2 separate regions of the Mus musculus genome follow, and region 2 is linked to region 1. Evidence: chromatin loops called from intact Hi-C (ENCODE). Cell type or tissue: heart. All regions are shown on one strand. Links, peaks and the distances in the headings refer to the core of each region. The heading gives the core; the rest is flanking DNA.

Evidence for each region. Hi-C counts contacts between places; a loop is a spot of excess contacts. Peaks named below come from ENCODE experiments on the same cell type or tissue, not always from the same donor. Only the 100,000 strongest peaks of a DNase experiment are listed, where the experiment ranks them.
Region 2: it touches region 1 in a loop (3-fold over the local background); 3 of 42 quality-filtered maps call a loop at or near these places.

Annotation. Positions count from the first base shown.
Region 1 is chr4:97,555,621-97,571,871 of GRCm38, forward strand. It overlaps E130114P18Rik (RIKEN cDNA E130114P18 gene), which reads right to left. Exons shown (of 3, transcript NR_015513.2): 2 at 13,562-13,658; 3 at 12,255-13,344. It also overlaps the pseudogene Gm7248. Among named protein-coding and RNA genes, the nearest start is that of E130114P18Rik, 21 kb to the right of the region's middle. In heart, for the core only: a CTCF peak has its summit at 9,342 (motif pointing right); no DNase peak of the experiment used is centred there.
Region 2 is chr4:98,694,273-98,710,523 of GRCm38, forward strand. Patj (PATJ, crumbs cell polarity complex component) reads left to right here. Exons shown (of 44, transcript NM_172696.2): 43 at 9,723-9,829. Gm35073 (predicted gene, 35073) reads right to left here and starts at 6,483. Exons shown (of 2, transcript NR_151609.1): 1 at 6,366-6,483; 2 at 5,582-6,264. It overlaps Gm35137 (predicted gene, 35137), which reads right to left and starts at 4,871. Exons shown (of 2, transcript NR_168468.1): 1 at 4,782-4,871; 2 at 2,621-3,452. In heart, for the core only: a CTCF peak has its summit at 8,419 (motif pointing left); no DNase peak of the experiment used is centred there; H3K27ac peaks cover 692 bases.

The sequences.
Region 1 (16,251 bases), core at 6,574-11,573:
TTCAGATCCAATGTCTGAGCTTGGGAGTTTCCCCAAGGAGAAAAGTTGGAACAAACTGTGCTTGAAGGCAGATCACAACTCTGCTTGGTGCCTTCAGTTTTCCACCCCTGGTCAGGGTGTAAAGCCAGGTGTGAGTCTGGGGAAGAGGAATAGACCAAGGCCATGCAGGATAAAAGGTTAAAGGAAAACTGAAATAGTCCCTTTCAAGAAAAAAAGGGGTTAATTAATCTTGAACAAATTGCACCACCAGAGAGGGGTGAAGTGACTGGCATTACAAAATCCCCATCAGTTTCCCCAGTAATTAATTGTACACCCAGCGCATGTCTGCTAATGGTTCCAGATCAGGGTTATGACAAAATAGGTTGGCATCCTATAGAAATTATAGATCTGAGGCATTTTAAAGAGACTATGGTTTCCTACTGGATATATTCATCTTATGTAAAACAAATTTTAAGTGACTGGACTATCCAAAATGGAATTATTCTCCAAAACTGGAAGGGGCTGGTAATAGCTGTGCTAGAAGCCAGTCAATAATTATAGTGGTCAACATGGTATAAGAAAGAGGCTGTGAATATTGAACAGAGAAATAAAGCAAGGGGAATTGATATTGTCAAAGTTCAGTTGCTGGATGAAGAGCAGTACTCTGATCTATAAGAACAGATTCAATTTGATGACACCATTATATAGCAATGTTGTTTAGTGCCTTTAAGAGTTTGGGTCTTCCGGCTTTATTTTCAAATGGACCGCACCGGCTTCAGGCTATTTGAAGGGTTCTACTCAAACATGGATATCAGACCAAATCACATGATTTATATCTAGAACATGAGTGACAAAATTAAAAAAGAATTGAAGAGATCCCTGTATGCCCTGTTTTTTTCAGTTTGGACACTTGGTAAATTGTGGCTTTAAAACCCATGAAGATGAGGGGGACAGGCTTTTGTTATATTTAAGGAACTGGGTTCCTCCACAAATCTTTGAGACAATTACAAGGATTTCCATTTTATGGTAAACCAATGAGAATTCAGTACGCAAAAACAGAGTCTGATGCAATATTTGTGGTACTTTCAATGACAAGGAAAAGAAAAAGGAAAAGAAGAAAGCTAAAACCATGCAATAGGCTGTAGCAGCTGCAAACAAGAAGCCTGGTCAGGGAATACCAAATTCAGCTAATACCCAAGGAAATGCAGCGTCAAATCCTCAGGTCCCTGATTATCCTCCAAACTATAGCCTATTCCTTAAGGACTTGCCAGAGTGGACGAATGAGATGATGTTATCCATGCTGTTAAAGCAGTTCCCTGGTTTCAAGGAAGTTCACTTGGTACCAGGGAGACATGACATTGCATTTGTAGAATTTGAGAATGATGGACAGGCTGGAGCTGTCAGAGATGCTCTGCAGGGGTTTAAGATCACACTGTCCCAAGCCATGGAGATTACCTATGCCAAGAATTAACATGCGGGATGCCAGTTTGGAAGGACTTGGTATTATTTATAGTGTTTGTTTTGATCACATTTGGTCAAGTCATTTTAAATGGTTGGAACTGAAGGTGAAGTTTTGGGAGAAGAGTCACCTAATTTTTTAAGTTTTGCTGAACTATGAAATACAAAGCCTTAACTTTGTACAATAAACTTTTATTTGTATTCTTGGGGGTGGGAGGGAAGAGCTTTGGATAAAGTTGAGGAGCCCAGGAAAAGTTCTGCCTCATTTACAAAAATTCTATAAGGCTCTGGAGTAGCCTTTTCTGACTTTTTGCAAGGATTAGTTTCAGCTGTTTACAAAGCTTATGAACACTGTTAAGCAAGGCAGGAGCTGATAGAGACCCTTGCCTTTGACAATGCTAATACTCAATGTAAAAGAGTTAATAACTGCTAAACGCATGGACAGTGTCAATCATCGTATGCAAAGGGACATAGCTGATGTTGGTTCTCACAATTATCATATTAATACAGCATAGGACAAGCTATTTCTAAGGGTCTCCAAGATCAAAATGTCCAGTGCTTCAAAAGCGGAAAATTTGATCATTTGCAGAGAAACTGTGACTAAGCCATACTAATGGTTTCAGATTTCAAAATGTCTGGGGGTTAGCTATGAGAAATACGGTATTTTCCTGCTGAGGCAGTGAACAATCCATTTCCAGGGGCAATGGGTTTTCAAAGATCAAACAGAAAGAGTGCCTAGGTTTCCCAGGATGCACAGGCATTGTGGCAAGGGATAACATTGAACCAATGAGTGTAGGTCCAAGACAGATATTCAAGGCAATTTATGGCTGTTAGGAAATGAAATGTAGAACCTGGCAGCTCAAAGCCCTGAAGCAAAATAAAATGAGCAACTTCTCTCTTGTCAGCCAGAAAATAAGAAGCAGGCAAAAACCTGCAACTAAGTATTGACAGTCTCATGCATGCTACTGTAGACAGTGCGGCCCCCAGATAAACCTCTTACCCTATCCCCCAAAATTCAATGTTATAAAGCAATCACTGGAGTTTATGGTCCTTTGCCCTCAGGGACAGTAGGAATGATCTCAGGATGAAGTAGATTGACCTCCCAAGAACTCGTTGTGCATCCTGGCAAGGAGAAATTAAAATTATGTCCTATGGGGGCACGGAGAGACAGACAGACACACACACACACACACACAGACAGAGAGTGAGAAAGAGAGGTAAATTAATGCAAATGATAAGATTGCTAAGCTGTTGTTTCCCTACATCAAAGGCAAAGCTGCTCCAGTAGAAAGAGCAGGGGACTTTGTACGTACTAAAAATATGTGTTCTGGCAAACAGTGGTTAATGATCAGAAGCCAAAATTAAAATTGCAAGTAAATTGTGTTGAAATCGAAGGTTTGGAGGATACAGAAGCTGATGTGACTATCATTCCCCCCACCCCCAAAGAAATGTTAGAATTCAGAATGGCCACTTCACAAGGTTCATACACAATTTCTAGGAACTGGAAAATTTATCTCAGAAAAAAAAATATCTAGTGGGTTAAATGTGTGGGAGTGGAAGGTCAAACAGGGAAATTAATACTTTATGTGTCTGAGATACTCATAAACTTATGGGGAAATGATCTTTTACAACAGTGGGAGTACTCAAATTAATATTCCTATAATCCCAGACACAGCCCAAGATGGACTGTAGATGCTTCTGGGAAAGGTATTGATGTATGTCATCGAAAACAATCCCAGGCTGTGTCAATTATCCAAATACAAGAAACCCTAGGAACTGAGTTTCCAAATTTATAAGCAGGGACCACTGATAAAACATCAATGACCTTATCTGTAAATGGACAAGAACTTTAAGTTCTTAAGAAGCTGATTCTGAGCAGGGCCATGGTGGCACACGCCTTTAATCCCAGCACTTGGGAGGCAGGGGTCGAAAAGAAAAGAAGAGAAGAGAAGAGAAGAGAAGAGAAGAGAAGAGAAGAGAAGAGAAGAGAAGAGAAGAGAAGAGAAGAGAAGAGAAAAAAGAGAAAAGAAAAGAAAAGAAAAGAAAAGAAAAGAAAAGAAAAGAAAAGAAAAGAAAAGAAAAGAAAAGAAGAAAGAAGAGAAAAGAAGAAGCTGATTCTGTAATTACACATTTACTGGAAGTAAAGGATATTACAGGGATACCTGTACAAATTAAAACTGACCATGGCCCTGCATATGTCTCCAGTAGAATGAAGCAATTCTTTGCATATTATAACATAAAGAACAGGCCGGGGTGGCGGTGCACGCCTTTAATCCCAGCACTCGAGAGGCAGGGGCAGGCAGAGTTCTAAGTTTGAGGCCAGCCTGGTCTACAAAGTGAGTTCCAGGACAGCCAGGGCTACACAGGGAAACCCTGTCTCGAAAAACAAACACAAACAAAGAAAAACCAAAAAACAAAACATAAAGAACATTATTATATACCAGACAATTCTACAGGATAGACTGCCATAGAAAGATATAATCACACTTTAAAAGAGATGCTAATAAAGCAAACAGGAAGAATTAAAAACCCTCAGAGATAGGCTAAGTACAGCCTTGTTAACTGAATTTTTCGAATGTTAATGAGAAAGAAACAACCTAGCATCTTACAGATGCTGGATTATAGAAGAAACAAAAACGACCATGGGATTAAATCAGCCTATAAGGATGTGTTAACATCAGAATGGAAGCCTGCACAAGTTTTACATTGGATACATGGATTTGTTTGTTTCTATAGAAAACAAAAAGTTATGAATGCCATCAAAATTGATAAAGGTTAGAGTTGAGCAGGTAGTACCTCCTGAACACCTTTATCACTGATTTGAAAAGTGTATGATTGGTTCATTTAAAATGTCTCTGTTTATAATTTCTTACTAAACACAGATGATTAATGTCTTACAACAGAAAGGGGGAAATATAGTGAGAATTTTGGTTTCTTTAAACACAGAAGTGTTATAGGAATATTTTTTTTCTTAATGCCAGGTGTGGGATATGGAGTTCCTTCAGATTGTCCACATCAGCAGACTATGTTTTGCCTCATACTTTTAACCGAGGTGCAGTTTTGACACCTGCAGATGGCTTTTGCAAGTGTACTGTGTTTGGAATTCTGGGGACTCTTGAAATGGAATACAAATGCCAAAACCCTGAGAGGGAGCAGTTGATGCTGCAGTTGCTGGTTGCTGCAGTTGCTGCAGTTGCTGGTTGCTGGCTGGAGATATCCTGATGGTGAAGATCAACATTGTGCCCAAGGAACTAGAACCCCCAGTCAGCGGGAAGTACTCTAAAGACATCAATACCCCCTTTCCCTCTAACCTTCTTTCTCTCCTACCTACTGTTGGTTGTTGGGAGGGATAAGGGTGGAGAAGTATGAAAACGGGAACTCCTAAACGAACCAAAAATCTGGCTACATTTTTGGTCCGTTTTGAGCTGATTTTCTTTGAATGGTCAAGGATTCTTTCAATGATGGCAATATTAGAATTTGTTTCCAAAGTTTGATAAGTCCAGGTATGGATATCAAATTCTCCCAAACCCAGTGATGAAGCTATGTATGGACTGTCATAATGGGATATTCTGCAATGTGTGTGATGCCACTCAGAAGATCACAACTAATTAGCAACCAAAGAACGAGAAAAAAAAAACTAAAAATGAAGTCCCCACAGCCAGAAGATCCCACAAAGGGCATTCAGCCACATCTCTTCCCCTCATGGAATGAGAGTGACCTAGTACATTCCTCAAAACTACACAGAGGAGACCAGCAGAACTTTCAACTGTCTCTCCTTATTCTGAGTATGCCCACAGATTGTTGCCTGACACAGCACAACCATGTCAGCTACCCCAAACATTTCCTAGATGCGGAAGAGAAGGTAACTCTGCAAGTAATAAGGTCTAAACGTTCACATCAAGCTATAAGAAGATACGTGTTATTTATCCTAAATTCATACACTGACAGACTTTAATAGAGACATGTATCTAAAAATATGTGTAAAGTTGGTTTTTATACAAGTGAATTAAACAAGACTTCAAAGATAAAAGAAATGTTTTCTTTGTGTTTTAACTATTTCTTGTATTTTTTGAGATTATAGTATAATTACATCATTTCCCAATTCTCTTTCCTTCATTCAAATGCTCCCCTATTTTTCAAAATCATTACTCTTTTTTTTCTCATTCATTTTAAGATAATAGAATTTCATTATTACTGTAAATACATGTTCTACAACTGGTGGTTGATATTCCTGGTGTACTAAAGACATAATTTATGAAAACACTATAACCTAACTCTGCAAAGTTTCATATTATTTTCTGGTTTTGAGAAAATCTTTTTGAATTTTAGTGCTTTTGATTCAGTTCAGAATTTCATATGTGATGAATGTTGGGAGTGAAGGAAGTCCTAAATGCCTAATGTCCTTAGTGAATATGTGCTATTGATATGTGCATGTCCATGCCAAGAACTATAGCCTCAGACTCATGATAAAATGGCACAAGCCCCCACACATACACACTCGAAAGGTGAAGCTCAGAAGGGTGGCTAAGACTTCCTCTTGTCCATGTTTGGAAGTTGATAGTCAACATGCTGAACTTCTAGAGTCCTGCAGTTTCTCCATCAGATAGCGCCCAGTCCACCGAATCCCAACTTTTCTGTGTTTCTGTGTGTGCTGCCATTTCTTCATTCCCTTGTCAACCCTAGTGATGTAAAGCCCTGGAAACCATACAAGACATTGGCACATCAATATTATATTTACATAATTTCTTTACCTCCTTTACCACCTGACTCTTCCTGTGCCTCCCTCACTCCTTTCTCAAATCCATGATGTCTTCTTCCTTAATTATTGTTGTTGGTGGTGGTGGTGGTGTGTCTGTGTGTACATGTGTTTATATAACTACAGCCTACTGATCCCATTTAATGTTGCTCATATCTGTATTTGTTAAGGGCTTATTGCTATCAAATATGACCTGCCCTTAAAGGAGACTGATTTGTCCTCTCATGGCAGCCATTAGTTGCCTTTGGATCCTCATTTGAGGATAAGGCCCTGTGAGATTCCCCATCTACACTGGCATACCAAATGATGTGTTATTCCTGTCTTGTTTAAGGAACAATATTCTTTACATTTCATAGGGTAACTTCCCTGTTATGTATAAAATACTCTATCTCACAGCAGATAGCCTGTTTCCCAGCTCTTACAATCTTTCTGTCCCTTTCTTCTGCAATGTTCCCCGAGTCTTAGGTATAGGGGTTATAGTGTAGATGCATCCATTGGTTTGGGTACATGGCCAGTGGTTCTCTGCATTTTGGACAGTTGTGGATTTCTATAACTTATTCAATGACTTATTCAATAGCAATACAGAATAACACAGTGGTCCTGAGCCATTGTAACCTTTAAGTTCCTATTAATGATAGAAAACTCATGCTTCAGAGTCAGGAACAATTAAAATAATAAATACAAATTACAAAATTAAAATAATATTTTTAAAGATTTGTGCATATTGTATTGAATATTCAAATGCTGCATCAAAATTATCTTATATAACACAGTAAGTTAGTAGTATTTCCACCAAAAAACCCTACAAACCAATTTGATTACATCGTAAAGACTATCACTTATTTATATTGATCTATACAGTAAAGAAAAAAGATGGGTATCACTGTTCATATATAAATTACTTAAACCTTTGCTCAAACTTGAATTTTTGACTGTGGCAAAATGTTTTCATCTGTCATTTTAACTGCTTTTTATACATGTACATTTTATACATATACATTTGTATATGACATAAATTGATGAATATTTCATATCAAATTAGAAATAAAAAGCAATGAAAGGATTCTTCACCCTACAAAATAATTCTTCATTGGCCAGAAATCTACGTTAGTCAACCCTTTTGTAAAGGAAAGACTTAGTAAGCGAACTAACCTGCTTTTGCTTTTACCTAAGGGCTCCTATTGTCCTAGTGTTCCCCACATTCTGAAGCAGGGACTATCGTTGATCTTGCAATTAGACAACCCATAAATATTTAATACATGTGTATGAATATATTCAGTAAGAGAAGGTTTGCTTTGAGCTCTGGAAGGAGTTTCATGGGAAAAGATGCCAAGTTGCTTGTCTAGTTGCATCCATTGCTGTGACAAAGCCCTGTGACCAAAAGCAAGTTAAGAGAGAAGAGCATTTTGTTGTTGTTACTGCTGCTGTCTGTTGTTGTTGTTGATGATGTTGTTGTTGTTATTGTTGTTGTTGTTATTGTCATTGAGATTTACACTTCCAAGTCACAGACCTCCAATAAGGAAAGACAGAGCAGATTTTAAATTTGAACTTGAAGGCAAAACCATAGAGGAACATCACCTTACTGGCTTTATGGCACGCCTGTGTTTAACTAGTTTTCTTATGCAGCCTGTCTGCCTAGGGCAGTTGGGTCATGACCCATTTAGGGGATGAACAATCCTTTCATAAGGGTCACCTAAGACTATGAGAAAGCTTGGATATTTATATTAGGACTCATAACAGTAGCAAAATTGCAGTTATGAAGTAGCAAAAGAAAATATTTTATAGTTGGGGGGTCACCACAACATGAGGAACTGTATTAAATAAAAAGTCAACACATTAGGAATGTTGAGAAACACTGGCCTAAGGAATGGTGCCCTCCACAGTGGGCTGGGTTCTCCTACATCAATTGATAATTAAGATAACCCCCCACAGACATGCCTCTGCCAGCCCATCTTCTGCCATCCCTCAATTGAAACTTCATTTTCTCAGGTGATTTTAGCCTTCAAGTTGACAGTTAAAGCTAACTAGGACAGTTGTATACAACAGCTCTCAACACTAGAACCTGATAGACACAGACACCCATATGTTCTCCACTATTTTTTAAATATATTTAGGAAATATGGGGTTCTCCAGTACAAGACCTTGAGTAAAATGTAATACTGCATCTGCTCCTAGAAGCCTAGAGCCCCGGGATGGACCATGTTGAATAAGATACGTTGTTAATACAACTGTATAAAGATAGGGAGAAGGTCTCAGGCGGCATATGGGAAAGAAGACTTAGTGTCTCCGCACATGAGGGTGGGGAATGCTTTCATTTCTCATTATTTAAGAGACAGAGGACGATGATATTAGCAAGATGGTGGAATCAGAAGCACCAAATCTCATTGTCCTCATAGAAAGAGTGACTATAATATGACACATGTGAGTGGGAAATGCCTTCATGAGAACCCTAGAAATAAGTTCAAAGCCAAGAATAGTCATGCTGAGAGTGGCAAACCAAGTGCAGGGACCCGTCCTTAATCCCATCTACTTAGGAAGCTGAGGTAAGACGAACACAAATTCAAGACCAGCCTGAATAGTACTGGTCGATCTGGAAAAAAAATAAGGAAACTAGGAGGGAGTGTGGAAGAGAGGGGGAGGGGTAAAAGAGGTGGTAGATATAAAGAGAAGATGTAGTAAAAGATGCCGTTCCATATCAAACGTCTCCTTTTCCAGAGTGCAAAAGTCCAATTATCAGTCTCTTCCTTGGGGGGCGGGGGGGAGGGCAAAGAGAAAAATAGATTTTGCATTCAAAGTCTCTTCTCTCGAGGAACTAATTTCCTTCTCACATACTTCACAGTGTTCATGCCTAGGGGCTGCAGAGAACAAAAGTGAGCTCGGCAGCTCATGTCAGTGCCAGGGAACTTGTAATACCACAAACAGAAACTGGCACAGCCTGCCACCTAGGGAGTGAGAGCCCAGCTTGTGGCTCTGGGAGTGGAAGGGGTGAATGGAGCGGACATGTGTCCAAAAAAGAAAAAATCCCAGCTCTTCAGGGACCTTCAAAGAGACTGGTTTCTGGCTTACCCAACACAGGTTCCTGATGGTCCCCAAGGCCTCAGGGAAAGGCACATAGTTTAGCACGTTGGAACTTGTAATACTACAGATAGACACTAGAGGGAGGAAGAGATTACAAACTGAAGACTAAGCCAGCAAAACTCTGCCGGGCTTATTCATGAAAGCATAGAAAAATGTATCCCTAGACAAATTTGACGAGGTTCTGGAATCTTGACCTCAAATGACTGTGGAAGTCTTTCCTTGTACATAGTTGAAGTAAAATGATATAGAGGCAGGTGTGTTTCAAATGTACAACCAAATACAAAGGTACAAGGCATACATAAAAACCTGAGAAATCATGGCCCAACCATAGGAACAAAAGAATCTCCAAAGCCTAACTTCAGGTAATGGAGTTAAGTGAATGACCAAATTAAGAATTCAAAATATCCATGTTACATTCAATCAACTCACAAGAACATAATGAATAGAATAACAGTATCAAGTCTCTCTCTTTTTTTTTTTTTAAATAACCAAACAGTGATTTCAAAGCTAAAGAACACAGAATAGAACTGAAAATTCACAATGGTAGTAACTTCATTCACAAGATAGAATCAGCAGTCACAAAGACATTGACATTATCCAATCAGAAGCATAGTAAAAATGAACACAAAAAGAGAATAAAACAATCCTACGGAAATGAGAGGCTATCATAAAGTAGAGTGGTTAGGAAAGAAAGCGATGGGAGATTGCCATAGAGTTTATTGGGTTCTTGGATAAATTCCTAGTGCTAAAAACAATAAACAAAGATGAGAGAGAGAACAGAAAAGAGGCAGATAATAAGATGGTGTGAATAAGTGACCCTGTGAGGGAAAATGGACATCTAGATGTCTAAAGGACCCTAGCTGTGATTAAACCAAAGAAGCGCATCTGAGAAATTACAATCACATTGTCAACAATCAAAGATAGGGGATTTTGTAGGCACAGAAATAAAAGTGACTTGTCACATACAAAGACAGCCTGGTAAGAATAAGAAGGGATTTCACATTGCAAGCTTGCGGGGCAAACGGAAACACAATGATATGTTCAAGTGCTAAAGAAAAATAGTGTCAATCAAGAATACTACATATGGCTATAGTCTCCACAGAAATAAAGCAGAAATACCTTCCCAGATAAGTAAGAGCTGAGGGGTTTCATCACCACTACATTAATGAAAATAAGAAATGCTAAAGATAATTTTAATTGAATTTAAAGGATGATAAAGAGTCCCATGAAAGCAATGAAGGTAGAAAGCTCAATGGCGAAGGGAAATGCATAGTCAAGTAAATGCATAGACTAGGGAAATACCATAATAGCAGTGTGAAATTTCACCTCATACAGTATTTCATCTATGGTGCTGGACATAAATGAAGAATACAGCTTTAAAACTATAATTTGTGACATTAATGACAACACGTAGGGCTGAGGATGTGGCTCAAAGTCAGAACATTTACTGATTACACACAAGGTCTGCCCATTCCCAAAATAATTCAGGAATAAAACAAAACATAAAACTTGCATTCACTGTTGAAAATAAGCTGAAGTCATCTTAAAGTCAGTGTTATAAACATAAGTCATGCTACACAAACCCTGCGGTGAACACAAAGACGATACCTTTAGATTATGGACAGAGAAGAACAAGAAGATGCTAAGTATCCATTACAAAAGTAGACAGCAAAACAGAAAGGCAGAGAAAAGACCTCAAAAACTGTAAGACAGACAAAAAGCAATTGCTAAAGAGATAGTCTAAGTTCTTCTCTATAATAAATTTTTTGAATACATCGATCAAAGCTCCTGGTCATAGAAATGGAATATCTGAATGGATTTTGAACAAACAAGATCCAACCGCTTGCTGTCTCCAAGAGATACACTCTAAAGATGTGTAACGGCTAAAAGCAAACTATAAATGATGTTTCTTACAAACAATAATGAAATGAGAACAAACAGAGGTTGCTCCACACATACCAGAAAAATATATTTTAAAATGTAAAATGTCATGAAAAACAAAAAAATGATAGATAGATAGATAGATAGATAGATAGATAGATAGATAGATAGATAAATAGATAGATAGATGGATAGGTGATACATGGGGGGGGATAAAAACAGTGAATTCAGCAGAATTTGTAGTCAGAACACCCAAATGTATGAAGCAAACATTGATAGAACCTGGGAAATATACAGTAACACAATAAAAATAAAAAATCATAATATCCTACTCTTAATAACAGACAGGCCATTCAGACAGAAACCTGTGAGCCAACAGTAAGTTTGAAAAAACTAAGAACAGATGGACAAGATCCACATATAAAGAACGTGGTGCCCTGTTGCCTCAGAACACCTATCCCCAAGTTCAAAAGGAAATTCTATAGTATAAATAGAATGTTAGGGAACAAAACAATCTTAACCAATTAAATAAGATATAAGCCACATCACACATCACTTCCAACCATAAGAAAATGAAAGTAAAAATCAGAGACATTGTTAAGCATGCGGAAATCAAATAACTTACTCTTGTATAGTCAATGGGCTAAAGAATAAATTAAGAGATAAATTGAAAATATTTTGAGACTCTTGAGAATAAAACACAAGGTCTTAAGCTTACACTATTCAACACTACCATGTGTGTATAGCTAACAATACTATGACCTTAAAAATGTAATGCGAGAGACACAGTTCTGGGGGGGTACTGGTTAGTTCATATTGTTGATCCTCCTATAGGGTTGCCGACCCCTTTAGCTCCTTGTTTACTTTCTCTTGCCCCACAGAACTGTGTCTCTAGTTGCATATGTAGCAGAGGTTGGCCTAGTCAGCAGTCAATGGGGGAGAGGCCCTTGACCTTGGGAAGATCATATGCCCCAAAACAGGGGAATGCCAGGACCAGGAAGCAAGAGTGGGTGGGTTGGGGAGCAGGGCAGGGGGAGAGTATAGGAGACTTTGGGAATAACATATGAAATGTAAATGAAGAAAATATCTAATAAAAAATTTTAAAGCTGTAATGCTAACTTTATGTTAACACATTATTTACTGTTATTAAAAACAAACTTTAAACTTGTTAGATGAGGAATAAATAGCACCTATACCCACAAATATTAATTATCTACACATGGACAGTCAAGAACAAGGCTTCCTAAACTCTACACTCATAACCACTTCATACCTGAAAAGTTTTTACATGACTATTGATATGTATGTCTAGAAAATAGGTATATGTTCACTGATTACACATTACAGAAAATTAAGGCAATTATCTACTATACATACAATTTTACAATTTATTAAAAACTAAACTAATAACATACACATGCTTGTTAGTGTTCACATAAGGACCTAAATCTTAACTGCTTATTTGATATTGCAAGACACAGAACATCTTGGAGGTTTGTCCAAGTGTTCAATGTTTATTTTTATACATCAACTCTAAGAGCACCCACCATTCTTCATAAATGCATGGTGTAAAATGCAGGAACATGTTTAGATCCATTTCAGAAAGTATGAAAACGTTTGCCCTATTCACAAAAGAAAATTTATTGAATTTTTTCTATGTATTTTTACATATTTTAATTAAAATATAATTATAGCACTTTCTCCCAAGTTGCCACAACTCTCAAACTGCTCAAACTCTTCTTGTCCCACTATTATTGCTACATATATTTATGCACAAATACAACCTACCGAGTCCATTCTATTTTTTGTTTATGTACAGTTTCATTGATACTGTTTGTATTGGATAACTAAATAGAGAGCTCCTCCCAGGTAGAGGGTAGCTCTCCCATTCCCAGCAGTCATCAGTTGCCTTATCCACAGATGTGCCCCTGTGAGGTTGTTTTTCCTTTCCACATCAACAAGTCTACTGATACTGCCATTGTTCAAATTTTGCTTATGCAGGCATTTCTAGGAAAGACTGTTTCACAGCCAACTTCTGGTGTTTCATTCTTACAGTCTTCCTAGCCCCTCTCTGTGATGTTTGCAGAGCCATAAATGCAGGAGTTGTGACGTAGTTGTGGGGTAGGGCTACCCAGGATCTGTTGATGTCTGCATTGTGTCCAGCTGTGGATTTCTGTGATGGTCTCCATTTTCTGTAAAGAAAAGCGTTCTGATAAAGGTTTGATAGATCTGGACTGATAAAGTGATGGTAGTAGAGGCTCTTCTAAGAGATGAGACATTGAAAGTGGGGTAGGTTTCGAGGAACATGCGTGGTATCCCTCCTGTTAAACAGGCTTAAGTGCAATTAGACAGTCATTGGTTGTCGCCAATGTGTGAGTGCCACTTACCATACCTTTATGGATATCTTACCATGCTGGTCATTGCCATGGTTGAAAGGTATCACAACTGGGTAGGACTATTAATTGCCTCTCTATCTTGGCATCTTGCATAGTTATTTTCTGGTAACCTGGAAGTTAGAAAAGATACTCTTAGATCTGATTCAGATCAAATAATTTTGAGCATTGTGTACTAACTGTGCTGTATAGGGGTACAGCAATAGGGGCTTAGTATCAATCATTGTGAGACAACCAAAGGCAACAATAATAGATTATATTATTTTGAGAGTCTCCTGGATTACCCTGATCAGTCATTCAAATGGGGAAGCCCCATGCCTAGTCTTGAGGTTTTGTTAGTCTATGTTTCTTGTGGGGAGCACTGTCAACCCCAGTGGAGTAACTTCCTCTAAGGTGCATACATATACCCGTGTGTGTGTGTTTTAGATAAATATAAAATAATAAAATCCTTAAGGCTTTATCAAATAACGTTGGTGTTATTTCTCCCTCCTTCTTTTCTTCCTCCTCCGTCTCCTTCTGTATTGACATCTCCATGCCCCCCATACAACTCTCCCCATTTTTCTATTTCCTGTTTCATATTACCTACATCTTGCTGTTCCCCTCTCATGCCCCCCTACCCTGCTACATCCTCTTTATAATTTCCTGGCTTCTGTGGCTACTCAATGTTATACACACAAATCTGAAGATTAGGTACTAGGAACTGCACATAACAAAGAGTGCACAGCACTTGTCTCTCTGAGTCTGGGTTACATCGTTCAGCATAATCTTTTCTAGGTCCATCTATTTACCTAGCAAAGGTAGCTAATGAACCCATTGAATGATTTAAAAAAAAGATTTCAACTCAGCAACTCAAACAGCAATTTTTAAAATTAAATAATCTAAAGCAGTGGAATACAAAGATACACTAACTTGATCTTAAATACTGAGGACTAGATTTCTTTCTCTTCCCCCCCCCCCCCACAATTAAAACACTGTCTCTAGAAAAGCAGAAAATTTTGTATAGACAACACAAACATTGTAATTTATAATCTCCACTAGTCTCAAATTGGATCCGGGTGTTTCAGACTGCATTCCTAGGCTTAGCACAGCATGACAGCAAGCAACAGAGTAAAGATTGCCTGTGCTCTCAGAACCAAGGCTGTGGTGAAGTCGCATGATGATGCGGCACTGCTAAAACACCTTGAATTTGCTACACACCTAACTTTGAACTTGTTTTTGGTTGTTCCATATTCAGAAACCTTCCACTGAGGCTGGAGAGAAGGCTTAGCAGTTAAGGCTAGACTCACACCCAAACACTTAACAACCTGTTCACTTTTGCCAGCTATTGTGACACCCACCCCCAAACACACACTAAGTTATATAATTCCACATTGGCTCATGACTCCTAGAATCAGAAGCTTTGTCCTGGTCATCTAACCCAGTGGCTCTGAAACAGTGACCATCCTTCATTTATCAGATTCCTATAAAACAAACATGGAAATCAAAGAACCGCTTATGTTGAGTTGACAAGTTTAGGAGGTTTCCAGTTGACAGACAATACACATTAAGCCCCAGATCCCCAGGACCGTTTGATCTAATCAAAGGTCACTTCACTGATAAGCCTGAGTCCTCATGCTGGGGTACCCAAGAGAGTTGCAGCACGACCCTGGCTCTTCACATTCTCTTTCTGCCTTTTGTGCCTAATGCAGAAGATGCCCAGTTAACCATCAAGGCAATGAGACAAGGGGACCAGGTGCTGACGGGTTATGGAAGAATGCTTAAGACTAATCACCAGTCAGCACACATTTCCAGCTTCAGTCATTCCTAATGTCTATTTGTTTCTGTTGTAGAAACAACAGCCTTTCATTAAAAGAACTTTTGAAATTACATAAGAGCAGAAGAGAAAAAAATTATAATTCCATCAGTTATGTACACAACCATTAACATGTGAATGTTTTCTGTCTTTTAATGAATAGATTGCTGGGTTTTTGCTGAACTGTGTTCATTCTGTGTTCAATTTTGCATCCTGCTTTTTTTCGCACTGTTTCAGCATACGCGTTTTCCATTTGTAAACAACATTTTCTTTCATGGCTTCACAATATGCTTTGATGTGGTTGTACTGCGTGGAATGTTTTTTTCTAATTTTTCACCACTTTGAATAATGTTCAAGAGGACGAGTATATGCAGCAGAACCACCTTTTTAAATGATGTGCCCAAGGAGAAAATATGGAGTCAAAGATTTCTAAGCATTTTCACACATCCTGTCAAATCATTTTCATACTTTATTTAAATATAATTACATGATTCTTTAAAATTCTAGAAATAAAGATAAAAGTATTTATCATTATTCCCTTGAGGTCTAGGGTCTGTCAACTAGTAAGCATCCTTTCCTTGTCATTTGAAAATGCACACACACACACACACACACACACACACACACACACATGTATATGTATATGTATATATACTAAATTAAGACCATTGTAGTCTATAACAGATTCGCTCTTGATATAATCATTTGTGAACATAGTCCTATGTCAAAAATTCAGTAGCTGGGAAGATGACTTGACTCAGTGAGTAAATTAATTTTCACACAAGCATGGAGACCTGAGTTCAGATCCCCAGACCCACATCAAAACCCACACCAGTAGCTTCTGCCTGTAATCCTAGCACTATCGAAAGTGGCAGAAATTAGGCAAATTCCAGGGGCTCACTAGCCAGGCAGAA
Region 2 (16,251 bases), core at 5,830-10,829, 1.1 Mb after region 1:
GTCATTTAAAAGTTTATCAGCGAGGAGTAGCAGCTTGCTTAGGAGACTGATCACAAACCAGCCTGGACTGTAGAGCTCCAGGCCAACCCAGGCTGCATAGTCTGTCCACCTGGTTTCAAAACCCAATTAATTAATTTAGCTAAACAACAAATAGAAGTAAAATTATGCTATTTAGGAATATGGAAACAAATACTGAGAGAAATTGCTAAAGAATTTGTCAGAGAGAAGGAAGGATGGAGGAGCAGACTTTAAAGTGCTGACTGGCGATTCTTACTTAGCCATCTATTTGGTCCGTCTATGCGTGCATGCGTGGTGGTCAGAGGACAGCTTAGAGCAGTCATTAATAGTCAGTCCCAGGGATTGAACTCAGGTGGTCAGAGTTGGTGGCAACCTTCATTCACTGAGCTGCCTAACCAGCCCCAATTTTTACTTTTTGTGGAGAGGAGTTGGGGAAACAGGTTCTCTCAATGAAGTCCTGGCTGTATTGTAACTCACTATATAGACCAGGCTGGCCTCTGACTCTGAGGTCCTCCTGCCTCTGCCTCCTAAATGCTGAGATTAAAGGCCTGTTCGGCCTGTGCCACCATGTGCAGCCCAGTATTGGCTTTCAAAACTAGGAAACATACATGGGAGGAAAAAAAGAGGGGTTTCTTGTTGTGGTGGTGTTTTTTTTTTCTTTTTGTTTTTTGTTGTTGTTGTTATTGTTGGTTGATTGGATTTTGGTGGGTCTTTTTTGTTTGTTTTGGGTTCATTTTGGTTTGGGGTTTTTGTTGTTGTTTTTGGAAGGAGCTAAGAAAACATTTTACTATGTAGTTCTGGCTATCCTAAAATTTATCAGATATTGCAGACTGGTCTTGAACCCACAGCAATTCTCCTGCCTCAATTTCCTAAGTGCTTGGAATATAGACATGAGCCACCACCATGTCAGCCGGCTTGAGAATTCGCAGCCTTGGCGGCCCAGTCAGGTCTCTATTTGCCAGAGCTTCCCTTAGATTCTGGGTTACTTGGTGTAGGATGTGCCCTAGACGTCAGATGGTGGTAAAGCTCTGCACGTGAGGCTATGCAGGGTGTGAGGGATAAGTGACACTGGGGTTCAGGAAGAGGAGGAAGCCACGTGATGCAGGAAAGGACAGGAAGTGTGGAACAGGCGGGCTGAGTGAACAGTGAGCCAGTGCTTCTCCAGATCTAGCAGGCTCCCTCAGCAACACCCAGCACAGCCCTCTCCTGACAGAGCTGCCGAAGACTAAATGGGCCACAGTGGACAGTGCTCATGTTTCCTTATCTTAAATTTTATATTTTATTTTTATATTTCTTTATAGTATCTGGAGTCTGAGAATGGCGAAATTCCTTTTGGTATCACAGACATTGTCTTGGGGGACAACCTGGATTGACCCTAACAAACACAAACCATGAGACCCTGGTTTTAATCCTTGATACTAGAAAAATAGAAATTAAATAATCCTGGGAGAAATCCTTGGAGCATTCCAGGTGACATTGGGGGTTTGAGCCACTAGAGCGCTCTGTGTTTAGCAGCCAGTTTGCCCCTCTTATGTGTTACAGTCTAGACCCTTAGACTTATTTAAGAAGCCTAAAAAATCAGTGTGTCGGGCTGGTGAAATGGCTCAGTGGGTAAGAGCACCCGACTGCTCTTCCAAAGGTCCTGAGTTCAAATCCCAGTAACCACATGGTGGCTCACAACCATCTGTAACGAGATCTGACTCCCTCTTCTGGAGTGTCTGAAGACAGCTACAGTATACTTACATATAAATAAATAAATATACATAAAATAAATAAATCTTTAAAAAAAAATCAGTGTGTCAAGAAAGCCATTGTCAGTGGGCTCTAGATAAATACTTTCTGCTACTTCAAATCATACCAGAGTCAGGTCTAGGCATTTGTTGCTCTTTAGCATGCCCACTATCTCAGGGTCACCTTGGCCTCTCAGCTCCCATGATTAATAACATCTGCATCTCTCAATCTAGAATGCAAGTTAGGTACAGATGCAGGCTGGGTGTGGATGCTGAGTTAGGTACAGATGCAGGCTGGGTGTGGATGCTGAGTTAGGTACAGATGCAGGCTGGGTGTGGATGCTGAGTTAGGTACAGATGCAGGCTGGGTGTGGATGCTGAGTTAAGTACAGATGCAGGCTGGGTGTGGATGCTGAGTTTTACATTTTATAACAAAGAGATTTGAGCCCTGACAAATCTAACAGTGAAATCTAATAGTGTTCCCTAGCGGGGTTAGATGCTCAGGAAAGCTCCACGCAGGGAACACAGGCTCGTGTGCTTTGTAACAGCCCATGTTCCCAGAAACTATCTTGACTTCTCAATTCTCCAAGACATAATCTCCCAAAACTGTTCTATTGTTGTTTGTTGTTGTTGTTATTGTTGTTTGCTTGTTTGATTTAGTTTTTTGAAACAGGGCTTTTCTATGTAGCCCTGGTTGTCCTGAAACTCGATATGTAGACCAGGCTAGTCTCAAACTCACAGAGAACCCCTGCCTCTGCCACCCAAGTGCTGGGATTAAAGGTGTGTACCACCGCCACTGCCACCAGGCCCCCAAACCTGTTTTTAAGGAGAGCTGCCCATTTTGTGGTCCATGCAATAAAGGCATGCACAAGTGGCTCAACCAAAAAGTTTATTGAACATAGACTGACCTACTGTGGAACATAATGCTGTAGTTGAGTTCAGCTTTATTTTTAAGTCATGTAGTGTCCCAGACGTTATAGTACAAGCCAGTGTGTCTGATGAAATAACACTTTCTCAAGGAGAATGGCTTGAGAGGTGAACTCCAATAAAGGAGTTGAAGGAATTGCAGGTTGAGAGAGAAACTCCATTGGACAGGGAACCACAGTGAAAGAACAAGGCATTTGGAGCGGGAAACACAGAGTGAGCCGTAAGTGCAGTGGGAGGGGGAAACACACACTGACCGGCAAGCGCAGTGGGAGGGGGAAACACAGAGTTCGGTGTGAGGTTCGTGAGAGGAGGGAACACACCCTGGCAGAGAGTGGTGGGAGGGGGGAACATGGTTATTGGCTCATTTTCCAACTCTGTGGATACTACTGGCTGTTCCTTAGGCCTGGGAGACAGTGCATGTTTCCTAGCCTTCCTGTCCAGCAGCTTGCTGTCCATGCATAGTTGAGACCTCCCCTCCTCTTCCTTTGGGTTGGTAGCCTCCCAGGTCATGGGTGGGTGGGCGTCTGTACCCAGTTCCTTCTGTAGGTGGGTCTCTGCTGCCATGACTGCTGTTCTCACCGGCTCTGTCTGGGTCTCCTCTTCCTTGGAATGACAGGTCTTCCCACCTCTTCCTTCTTGTTGGTAGTTTTGGGAACGCAGATTACAGATTTCCCCTCTTGGTCTCTTCCGCCTTGGAGAAGTTGGGACTCTTCCTTCAGGCTGCTGGGCTGCTCTGACTCAGGCCTGTAATTTCCAAGTGTTTAATAATAACTACACCTGGAGGGGGTGCAAAATACTCCCATTAGACGTCTGGTGAGAGATCTCTAAGTTTTGCAGTCACTTGGTAATAAGTAAGGCAGCTCAAGACGGGCGCGGTGGCGCACGCCTTTAATCCCAGCACTCGAGAGGCCGAGGCAGGCGGATTTCTGAGTTCAAGGCCAGCCTGGTCTACAGAGTGAGTTCCAGGACAGCCAGAGCTACACAGGGAAACCCTGTCTCGAAAAAAAAAAAAAAAAAAAAAGAGGCAGCTCAACTAGATTTAATACGTTCATGCCTGTCGCCCAGCAGTTCTGTGTCTAGCCGCCCAGCCTGACCCTTGTGCATCTCCATCACCAGGCACATATGTAAGGAGCACTCATCCTTGAGCAGGCTCATGTTTTGAAGGGCTGTGGTTGAACAGGATGACATCAGCCATATTCCCCAACTGTCCTTTTCCTCTGGGGAAAGAAAGGAAAGGGTTCCAGGGCACATGAGGCAGAAGGCCAGAGCACAGATCCCAGGGTGGGATTATCACCAAACCTAAGAGTCACAGCACACACTCATGCATAGTAAGCCTCATTCATAGCACAAAGCAGGAAAAGGGAGATGTGGTAATGTGTCCCTCTTTGAAGGAGGGACAAAGTGACCACACACACAGTCCATCTTAGGGTCCTGAAGTAAGACTGGAGCTTAAAAAGAGGGCCAAGGATATACATATAAGCAGTCCTGGCCCAAGACCTTTTCCACCACCACTAACCTTCATTGTCTAGACTTCCCCCTCATCCTGTGGGGTGTTAGAGTTGTGTGGCATCTCTTTCCTAAAGACAAACTCTCCCTCTAGCTGCCACCTTCCCTTCTCCCAGGACAAGCTTCCCAGGGAAATATCCAAATTGTTGGTATTCCTTGTTTCAGTAGTATGAGAGATTAAGAGTCACAGATATCTCCTAGACTGTCTTCATTTCTGCCACGCCAGTTACAGGATCTCACCTCTCCAGGCCAGGGAACCCAGAGGCTAGAACACTTGAAGTTGCAGAGACCATGATTTCCACCCCCCGCCCCCGCCCCCATCTCATAAAAGGCCTCTAACTGTGTCCCTTCCCACTTTGGCTATCACTGGGTCCTGTCGCCCCTCACAGGACCTCTACTGCACACCTCCCTGAGGGCAGGACTGCTTCTCCCCCTCCCCCTCCCTCCCCCTCCCCCTCCCCAGTCCCATCCCTGTTCTCAGAACCCAGTGAAGCTGAGAACAACAAGTCCAAGATTCGCTTGATAAAGAAAAATAAAGTCTATTTTCTGTCCTCTTGGTGGCCTTCCCCTGCTTCCTCAAAGGACCCTGTGGTTACTTACCTCAGACCATAGTCCCCAGTCCCTGGTGTTCAGAGGCAAGGCTGAGCAGGACACGTAGGTCCCACCTCAGTGTTGAACTTGTACACCACTGACCTAACCCTTAGACAGTAGCTCCTCCCATTCCCAAGCCAAGCCCCAGGGAAGGTTTAGCCATAGCTTATCAAGTTACTGGGTCGGTCAGCTCTTCCTGCAGGTGGCAGATCTGCTGTCCTGGGCCTCCCCACAGGAGACCTGCTGTCCTTCATATTTAACACTTAGCCTGAGGGTTGCACTCCTTCAAGACTGGCAAGAAGGTTCTGGGTGGATTCTGGGTGGTTCCCTTTTCATTTTAGAGCTCGTTGTGGTGAGGGAACTGCAGGACTTTTTTTTATATTTTGCAGCTAGATAGTAAAGCTTTATGGTGAGTGTAATGGACTGTAACTGGGGTGACAGCTAGGTCTGGAAAGTAAAGTCTGGTGCTCCTTTTCCTTCATGCCCCGTGATTGCTTCCTGACATAGGATTAGAGAGTACTAGATTCTAACCAGGCACAGTGGTGACTCCTGCCTGTAATCCCAGCACTCTAGGATGGCTATGAGTTTCAGGCTAGGCTGGGATACACAGTCTCCAGGGGAGTGGGAGGGCTGGATGTGGTAGTGCCTGCCTAGAGTACCAGCTCCTGGGAGGCAGAGACGGATTGATCTCAGAATTCTAGGCTAGCCAGGACTGTATGTTAAGACACTAATCTCAAAAATAAAACAAACAAACAAACACACAAACAAGAAGAAGCAGCAGAAGGAGAAAGAAGGAAGGAAACAAGGGAGAAACGGGCAATATTTTAATGACTTTTCTGCTTCCGTCCAATAGGGACATGACATAGTCCCATGAGCATATCCTGTGTGACCAGCTTGAGCTTCTTTTTCATGAGATCACCGTGTGCCACTCAGTTCCATAAGCATTCACTTCTGATAGAAGCCTGGCTCCCAGGAATCCCAGTAGACTGGGCTCAGCTTCTTTTCCCACACAGTCTGAGCCTGGGGGCTCACACCTTGCCTGTACTCCTAACACTCAGGAGGCTGAGGCAGGAGGATCAGTTTCAGGCTAGCCTAGACTGCACACAAGAGAGACCCTGTCTTACCTCCTCTTCCCCATAAAATCCAGAAGGAGATGGGGTGAGGCCAAAAAAAGGAGCTTATTAAATAAGCAGATTGATCCCACAGGGAACCACTGTGACCCAAGGATCCATGTCAGCTGCCAACAGTCATCCTGGGCACACAGCAGAGAATCAAAGGAGCTCGAAGTTCTCGGGTAGGATTCCAGGTCATCTTGGTCTGGCTATCCACTGGTTGATCATTGTCTTAGGCCATTTTCTCAGGATTGGCAATGCAGAGTTATGTTGGTGCTAAGAAAGTTGCTGAGTTCTACCCTTTGCCTTCAAACGTTGTCAGGCATACCTGTTGTTCCTGAGGTCCAAGTCACTTTAAGTGAGAAACACTCAGGAGAACTCTCAAAGAAGGAAAAGAAACAAGATGGAGTCGTAAACAAAACAAGTCTTATAAAAAAACAACAACAACAACAACAACAACATTTAATTGGGGCTGGCTTACAGGTTCAAAGGTTCAGTCCATTATCATCAAGGTGGGAGCATGGCAGTATCCAGGCAGGCATTGCACAGGAGGAGCTGAGAGTTCTATGTCTTTATCCAAAGGCTGCTAGTGGAAGACTGATTTCCAGGCAACTAGGGTGAGGATCTTATACCCACATCCACAGTGACACACCCATTCCAACCAGGTCACACCTATTCCAACAAGGCCACCCCTTCAGATGGTGCCACTCCCTGGTCCAAGGATATACAAACCATCACATGCCCCAACACACACACACACACACACACACACACACACACACACACACTAAACAAACGTAAAAAGAAAAAGTTGGTGCTGAAGCAATGGCTGAGCAGTTAAGAAAGAGCGCGAGCTGGTCTTCCAGAGGACCAGGATTCAGCTCCAAGCATCCACATGGCAGCTCACAGCTTGGTGTACTTTCAGTTCCAGGGTATCCAACACCCTCACACAAGACACATGAGATAAAACACCAATGCTCATAGAATAAAAATAAATCATTTGAAAAAAAAGCAAAACAAAAATATCAAAATGACATTAGCTTGGTCAGTGCCTGGACGTCCTTCATTCACTCCCTCTGTCATGTCTCTGTGGAGTGGGGCCTACCTGTTAGATTTTCTCTCTCCTTAAAGGACCAGAAGCCCCGTCTCCACATAATCACCTCAATCTCTCTGTCCCTCCTGAAGGCTTCCAGCCCACTCATTCTCTTCAGGGTTCTTCCATAGGCACATGCTGGGGCATGACCCTGCTGCTCGTAGAGCTGGAGCCGAGATCCACAGCCACCAAAAAAAAAACATGCACTGTCAATCCCTAAGAAACGGGTTGAAAATGCAGAAGAAAACAGGAAGAATTGACTTAGGCAGGGGCACTAGAGAAGGTCGCACGAGGAGCAGGCTGTCAGCTAAGCTGGCTTGTGTAGAGATTCCCAGGGAGAAAAGTCTGGAAGATTGAGAGGAACGGAGGAAAGATTAGAAGTGTGTGTTGGTCAGGGGTCGGGGGTACTGCACATGCTTAGCGTCTTCTCCCACAAACAAAGGGGCAGTGGTGAAAGGTTTCCAGGGGGAGAGTGCCATTGTGTATCCGGGAAGATGACAGGGGAAGGTAGAAGAGAAGAGTGAACAGGGCTGGGAACTCATTCGGGAGCAGGCGGCACCAGGAGGCTACTGGGACTGAGCACCTCAGTGCCTGTCTCAGATGACAGTCCCAGCCCCAGCAGGGTTTCAGTATTATACCTTCTTAGTTCGTTATGGGGGAGCTGGAGGTGTAATTTGATAATAAGTGGAAAAAATGAAAGGAAAAGTCAGCTGAGCAGAGGGAGTGTGTTTTAGGGTCCAGAGTTTGGAGAGGAAGTAGGGTGGGGTGCATGCTGTGTGTCCTCTGAGAATGGAACATGCTAGGCAGGCATTCTGCCACTGAGCTACCCCCCACCCCCCAAGTCCAAACTTGGACTTGGTATCCTAATTTTGATAAGCTGAGCGATGTCAATGCAAATCCCAAAGTGGTGACTGGGCCGAGCATAGCTGCTGGGTTATAAGCACAGCGGCAGAACTTAAAGCCAGGGGATGGATGTGCTGTCACTTGACTCTGAAGTCACCTGGGCCTCTGACAGAGCCTGGAGGTAAGCAGAGATAGCAGAGAGCAGACCCTACCAGCAGCGAGAAAGTCGGGAGTATGTGGGTCCTGGAGGCTCAGGCCTGGAGAAGCTGGAATGGAATTGTTTGTGAAGAGTGTGCCTTGAGAGCAGGCAGCGTCTGCTGAGGCTCTAGGCTATGTGAGACAGCCCTGCCTGCTACTGGAAGAAGAGAGTCTAGAAGGGAGCTTTTATGCTACGCGTCTTAGGCTTTTATGCTGCGCATGTCCCCATTTAGTTGACTATTCTTCCCATGACTGTATTTCTAGAACACGCTGCACTTGTACATAACTGTTTTCCCCTCGTCTGGATGATCCCCAAATTCTTTCTGACCCCTCCTCTGGCCCATCGCCTTTCTCCTGCTTTACAGACAGCTGTTTCACAACTGAGGCATGTGTGCCCTCTGTTGGTATGTTCTGGAACTGCGTCACATCAAGTTTCCCTGCACTCCTGGGCAAATTCCTCTCCGGATCTGCAGTGGGACAGTCAGCCCTCCAGATCCCTGGGCTCTGTTCTAGGGTGGGGGTAGGACAGCCGGCAGGACAATGAGGTCAGAATGCTGAACTCAGGGAAATGTTAGGAGAGCTGCCACAGGGCAGGACACCTTGAAGGTCATAGGAAGGACTTCAGCTTGTGGCCCAGCATCCAGTTCTCTGCAGATGACTTCAGGCAGAGTCTGGAGTAATCGGCGCCATGCTAACTTGGTTCTAAGCTACTTGAGAAAAGTGAGGCTGAGCAGTGAGGTGGTTCCTGTAGAACTCCACGAGATGACTTTGTGGGTCAGCCTGCAGCACCTGGGAGGACAGTGGGCTGAGACAGAGACATCAAGGATGGTACCAACCAACCTTACTTACCTTATGAAACCACAAGAACTGGTCACAGTCATCTAGGATGTAGAAAGCTGCAAGAGCCCAGGCTGTGGGGCAGAGGGCTGGGGACGTTAGCAGTGGGTTCCTGAAGAACATCACTGGGGACACATCATAAGGGTTTGGAGTTAAGTAAGGTAGAGCTGGAGATAGAGAGCTGGGGATGTCGTCACGGGTGGTATTTAAATTAATAGCACAAGACCCAGTGTGGATGAGAAAGACTAGGAACTTGGGAGCTAGGCCTGTCACACTGCACAAGAGTCAGCAAGAGAGGATGGTGGGGTGGGAAGATGCACGAGGCTAATGTACCTGGGCCGGTGGCACAGGCCTGTGATTCCAGCAGCTATTGGAAGGCTGAGGAATGAGGATCGCTGCGTCTGCTGCTCTGTAAGGCCCTACCTCAAAATAAAAGGTTTCAAAAGGAGGGTGTGGCCACATGGGTGAGTGAGAGAGTCCTCGTTCAGAGGCTCTGGATTCAGTCTCCAGTTCCACAAAAGAATAAAGAAGGGGATGGAGAGGCAGCAGCCACTGGAAGTCAAATGAAGGAAAGAGTTTAAGAAAAAAATGAAAGCCTCCAGCGCAGCATGGAGGTGCATGCTGAAACCCCGGCCCTGGGAAGGGCGCAGCAGGAACATTGAGAGTTTTAACACCAGTGGGTCTCTGTCTCGGGAAGTGAGGGAGGAAATTCAAGTGAGAAAGATGGGGAGAGAGAAAGGGAAACGAGAAACGAATAATCCATCTCTCCAGCTCTCCGTGCAGGAGGAATGCTGTTTAGAATACAGCCGTGGTTTCTCCAGCATCCTTGCAACTTACAGTAAAATACCTTGTCACTCCCTCCCACAGGTTGTGGCAGATACCAACATAAGTGCCATAGCGACCCAGCTGGAAATCATGTCTGCAGGCTCCCAGCTTGGCTCTCCGACTGCTGACCGACATCCGGAAGACACAGAGTGAGTGTTCTGATACAGAGTGGGCCTAGCGCCTGAGCTTCAGGCTCCGGTGTGTGTGACCTCAGAGTGGAGGGATGCACGTGCTAAGTTCTCCTGCCCTGACAAGGTCTGACAAGGTGTCTGTCAGGGCTCTCTATTCCACCACAAGATCCTTCTCATTGCCTCGACACAAGCCTATACCCTGTCCTAAGAAACTGCAGGTTTCCTAGGTCCACCCTGCTCTAAGGTGCATGGACTAACATGCCCTTAACTCACTAAGTTAAAGCCTTGTTCTGAGGTGAAATCTTATTGTCCCCTTTGAGAGCATATGTCATCACAGCTAGTCATTGCCAAGCTGTTCATTAAAGCAATGTTTCTGAAGCTAAACTGATACAAGAATAAAGAACAGGAGGCCGGTGACATAAAGGCACTTGGCACCCAGTCTGACGACCTGAGTTTGGTCCCTGGGGCCCACAGAGTGGAAGGTGAGAACTGACTTTCACAAGCTATAAGCCCCTGAACTGTACGCGCCTGGGTATGCGCCTGCACACACACTCCAAGACACTATTTGTGGAGACTCTGAGGAGATGTTCCCCAGCAGAGTCGAGGATCCGGTATTAGCAGGTTCCCTGGGGTTATTCTCCAGACAGGCAGAGAGCAGCTGCACTTAGAAGTGCTGTCTGGAACTGTTCCTGTCAGCATCTGGTCATAGTGTGTGCTCAATGAATGCTACCAGCTAATAGTTCATGTAAGAAACTGGGATCAGCCCGGCGTTGTTAGCCTACCCCTAATAAAGTCCCTTATGGATAGCTGTGATCCCAAATTCTTTTTGTTTGTTTGTTTTGTTTTTTGAGACAGGGTTTCTCTATATAGCCCGGGCTGTCCTGGAACTCACTTTGTAGACCAGGCTGGCCTCGAACTCAGAAATCCACCTGCCTCTGCCTCCCGAGTGCTGGGATTAAAGGCATGCACCACCACCGCCCGACTCTGAGTGTCTTTAAAAACAAGTCTCTGGGGCTGGAGAGATGGCTCAGTGGTTAAGAGCTCTTCCAGAGGACCCTAGTTCAGTTCTCAGCGCCAACTCACAGCTGTCTATAATTCCAGTTCCAGAAGATCTGGCGCCTTCACACAGACATACAGACCACCAGTACATATAACAATAAATAAATCTTAAAGAAAAGAAAAGAAAAAAGAAAAGGAAGAGAAATGAAAAAAAGAAACAAGTCTCTGCTGGGTGTAGTGGTCACACCTTTAATCCCATCACTGCAAAGGTAGAGGCAGTACTCTGAGTTCCAGGCCAGCCTGGTCTACGTAATGAGTTCTAAAACAGCCAGAGCTACATAGTACAGAGATACCCTGGCCCAAAAAAACCAAAAAACAAGAAAAAGAAGGAAAGAAGGGAGGGAGGAAGGAAGGAAGGAAGGAAGGAAGGAAGGAAGGAAGGAAGGAAGGAAGGAAGGAAGGAAGGAAGGAAGGACAAAACTGTTAAGGGTAGGGCTGGGCAAGAGAAAGTAGCTGAGGTTAAGAGAGCATACTGTTCTTTGAGAGGACCTGGGTTCAGTTCCCAGCACCCATGTCAGGCAGTGTCATAGCCACCTGTAACTCCAGTTCCAAGGGATCCAACACCTTATCGACTCCACAGGAATCTATATCCACGTGCACATACCCTCCCTAAACACACACACACACACACACACACACACACACACACATTTATGTAAACCATATCAGCCATTGCACACATAGATTATTAAAAACCATAAAAATAATTTTCAAAAAAGAAATATTAAGGTATTATGAGATAAATTGGCATGATCCAGATGATGCTTGCTCCCGATTGCCAGTGGCCCAGCTATGCAGGTGTCTAAGGAAACTAGTTCTGTGTTTGAGCTCTTACCTCAGTTTCCTTCCCAATGTCCTTGGCAACAGGGTTATGTCTGCAAAAGCAGCCAGAATCACACTCATGTCCAGCTTCCAGGCCATGACTGAGCGTGCTCGTGAGGCCACAGTAAGTCTAACCTTACTCATGACGTCACTACTGCTCCATGTGGGAACAGTTCATGACTGGACATCTCTCTAAGGCCAGGCACTGTACTGGTGCTGAGTTCTGAGGATTCAGAGAAATATTTATAAAGATGTGGCCCTACCCAGCCTTAAGAGAAAAGTAGACTTATAAATCCATAGCTGTGGAAGGGCTGGTAAGAGCAGTTAAGTTCAGGGAGAGTAGGGCCCTTGAAGCCATTGCCAAAAGCCCAACTTGGGGCAAGGGGTAATTGGTGAAGCTAATGATGAGTTTTGAAAGAATTGGACTAAGCTGGGTGGTATCCAAAACCATCCACAATTTGTACAGCACAGACTATAGCAGTTACTGTAGACAACTATTAGACATAAACATTGCATCAACATGCAGTGGCTATTAGTGTCAACCAGATGGAAACCTACCCCAAAATAACTTAGGCAGAGCTGCGGGGGAGAGAGATCTAATCAGAACAGCAAAATCAAAGGTCACATACCCCATTCTCAGAGGAAAAGAAAAGAGACCCTCCCACCACAAACCAGACAGTGTGGATGGGGACCCCAGATTTCCTTCGATTTTGACCATCCTTTGGGTGGCAGCCTGTGGGAAGAAGGACTGAGGTATAGCTCGGTTGGTACAGCACTTGCCTTGCATGCACAAAGCCGTGGTTTGATCCAGAGCACCACATAAAGCCAAGTCTGCTGTTTCAAGCCTCTAAGCCCAACAGTTGGGAGGCAGTGTCATAGAAATCCAAGGTCACCCTTGGCTGCATAGCCAGTTCAAGGCCAGCACTGGCTTCAGGTAAAATGAGATTAGATGGTTTGAGCACACATGGGTGATTTAAACTTTAGTAAAGTTGACTGAGAGAGAAGTCTTCCATACTGACGAAAATCTCAGTCACGCGTTTGAAGCAGGTTGTCTTCACCCCTCTTGGTCCACGCTGATGGCCCTCTTCTCTCCTGGCTTCTAGTTATTGTTTATATAGCCATGATCCTGAACTTAGCTGAAGGAGCAGGTAGAGGGAAAAGACTCATTACCAATGGTGTGGCATCAGGATCGAGGACAGAAAGCCTGGGCTCATCCTCCTGAAGGGTACAGAGGAACACCTTACTGGAGGTGGGCTTGGCAAGGGTCTTTCCACCCTAGGAGAAGTGATACGTACGGACACTTGGGCAGAAAAAGGGATTCAGTTCCCAAGCACTAGCCTGCCACTGCTGGTTAGGGGCATGTCTGGAGACTGCCGGTGTCCATCTTGCTGGTATGGCCTCTGCAGTGTGGGCTGTACCATCCACACATTCTTTATTTGAACAGCACAAGTTGGGTTTTAAACTCTAGGATAGTCCTCACTTTCTGACTAGCTACTGGATGTGATGGTGGCTGCCATCCCAGCACTCGGGAGGCTGAAGAAAGAATATTGATGGCCATGAGTTCTAGTCAACCCGGGCTGATGTTCAGATCACACTTCAAAATAAAGGGAGGGGCTTTGGTAAGATGGCTCAATGGGAAATGGCACTTGCTGCCAAGAGTGACAACTTCCAGTTCCCTCCCTGGAACCTGTATGGTTGGAGGAGAGAAATGAACCCTACAAGCTGTCCCATGCCTTTTAATGTGCACAAGAACACAGCACATAAACGTGTGTGTGTGTGTGTGTGTGTGTGTGTGTGTGTGTGTGTGTGTGTGTGTATCAAGAATTTGTTCAAGCCTTGTAGTACATGAGTAGATTTGAGATGCTTAGGAGGCTGAGCCAGAACATCATGATCTCAAGGCCTGCCTGAGCTACATGGTGACTCTGGGTAACTTAGCAAAACCCTGCCTCAAAATCAAAATCAAATCAAATCAAATAAAAATGGGTAGGGATGAACTCAGAGCTACACCTCTTGCTTAGCAGACACGAGGCCATGGGCACCAATTTGTCTTAGTCAGGGTCTCTATTCCTGCACAAAAATCATGACCAAGAAGCAAGTTGGGGAGGAAAGGGTTTATTTAGCTTATACTTCCACATTGCTGTTCATCACCAAAGAAAGTCAGAACTGGAACTCAAGTAGGGCAGGAAACAAGAGCTGATGCAGAGGCCATGGAGGGATGTTCTTTACTGGCTTGCTTAGTTAGGGTTTTACTGCTGTGAACAAACACCAAGATCAAGGCAAGTCTTATAAAAAAAACAAAAAAACAAAAAAAAAAACAACATTTAATTGGGGTTGGCTTACAGGTTCAGAGGTTCAGTCCATTATCATCAAGGTGGGAGCATGGCAGTATCCCGGCATGCATGGCAGGCATGGTGCAGGCAGAGCTGAGAGTTCTATGTCTTCATCCAAAGGCTACTAGTGAAGACTGACTTCCAGGCAACTAGGATGAGGGTCTTTTTGTTTTTTTCAAGACAGGGTTTCTCTGTATAGCCCTGGCTGTCCTGGAACTCACTTTGTAGACCAGGCTGGCCTCAAACTCAGAAATCTGCCTGCCTCTCTGGTGAGGGTCTTAAGCCCATATCCACAGTGACACACCTACTCCAACCAGGTCACACCTATTCCAACAAGGCCACCTACAAATGGTGCCACTCCCTGGTCTAAGAATATACAAACCATGACAGGCACTATCCTCAGTACACACCACACAGAAAAGGGGCCAGCCTAGACTACATAACAAGATCTTATCTGAATAAAAAGAGATGAATTAAGAACTAACCATAGGGAGCTAGAGAGATGGCTCAGCGGTTAAGAACACTGACTGCTCTTCGAAAAGTCCTGAGTTCAAATCCCAGCAACCACCAGCAACTCACAACCATCAATAACAAGATCTGGCGCCCTCTTTTGGTATGTCTGAAGACAGCTACAGTGTACTTACATATAATAAATAAATCTTAGAAGAAGAAGAAAGAAGAAGAAGAAGAAGAAGAAGAAGAAGAAGAAGAAGAAGAAGAAGAAGAAGAAGAAGAAGAAGAAGAAGAAGGGAAGGAAGGAAGGAAGGAAGGAAGGAAGGAAGAAGAAGAAGAAGAAGAAGAAGAAGAAGAAGAAGAAGAAGAAGAAGAAGAAGAAGAAGAAGAACAACAACAACAACAACAACAACAACAACAACAACAACAAGAACAAGAACAAGAAGAACAAGAACAAGAACAAGAAGAAGAAGAAGAAGAAGAAGAACAACAACAACAACAACAACAACAACAAACCATAGGCCGGCCAGTGGTGGCTCATGCCTTTAATCCCAGAGGGAGCAGAGGTAGGCAGATTTCTGAGTTCGAGGCCAGCCTAGTCTACAGAGTGAGTTCCAGGACAGCCAGGACTACACAGAGAAACCTTGTCTCAAAAAAAACCCCCAAAAAAAAACAAAAACAAAAAACAAACAAAAAAACAGCACTCATAGCTTCGCAGATTAGAAATCTCTCTCAAATCTGTGTTTCCATAGAAATGAACTCCCTCTCGGTGTCTGCTCTTGGAATTAAACAGCATACATTGTGCTTTCAGAACCCTTGTGCCTTACTTAGATTATTACTTTGGAGAAAGGCTGTAAGGTTGGGGCTAAGTATTGTTTTTGTTTTTTGTTTTTTGTTTTTTTGTTTTTTTGTTTTTTTTTTTTGAGACAGGGTTTCTCTGTATAGCCCTGGCTGTCCTGGAATTCACTGCGTAGACCAGGCTGGCCTCGAACTCAGAAATCCGCCTGCCTCTGCCTCCCAAGTGCTGGGACTAAAGGGGGCTAAGTATTGTAAGGGGTTATGGAATTCCACACGAAGACCTCCCAATTTATGTCAAGACTATATTTTCAAAGGTATTGATGTGTTAGAATGGCGGGTTGCATCTCAACAGCACACTAGACCAAGACAGTTCCACGTGGAAGAGGTTTTATTGGGAGGGAGAGACAAGGTGGTGGCAGAAAGAGAAGAGGGGGAGAAGAGAAAGAGAGGGTGGCGAGGAAGGTGGTGGTAGAAAGAGAAAGTGAGAAAAGATGGGGGGCTGTTCCCCTTATTTATATGGAAAATGACATACCACAGGTAAAGGTGGGAGATGAGCCAAGTGGATTATGGGAATATGGTGCCTGTTGTCTTGGCAACAGGTCTGCAGGTCGTTCTGTCGCCTATGTGATGTCATAGGTTTGGGAGGTCCTGATGCCAACAGGTATTTTTCCTTTTTACTGTACTTTTTTAAGCAAAGCTAGTGAGATTTTAAGTGCATTGTAAGTGCGTTGAACTGTTTTGCTGAGGGCTACACTTGTGTTGGGAGGAGGGTTGTTATTTCATCTAGGTCTCATAGGAAACCCCAACCAGGAAAGAAAGTGTTACACTAGTGGGATAAGAAGTACTTATCTGCCAGGCGAGGTGGCACAGGCCTTTAATCCCCGCACTCGGGAGGCAGAGGCAGGTGGACATCTGAGTTCGAGGCCAGCCTGGTCTACAGAGTGAGTTCCAGGGCTACCCAGAGAAACCCTGTCTTGT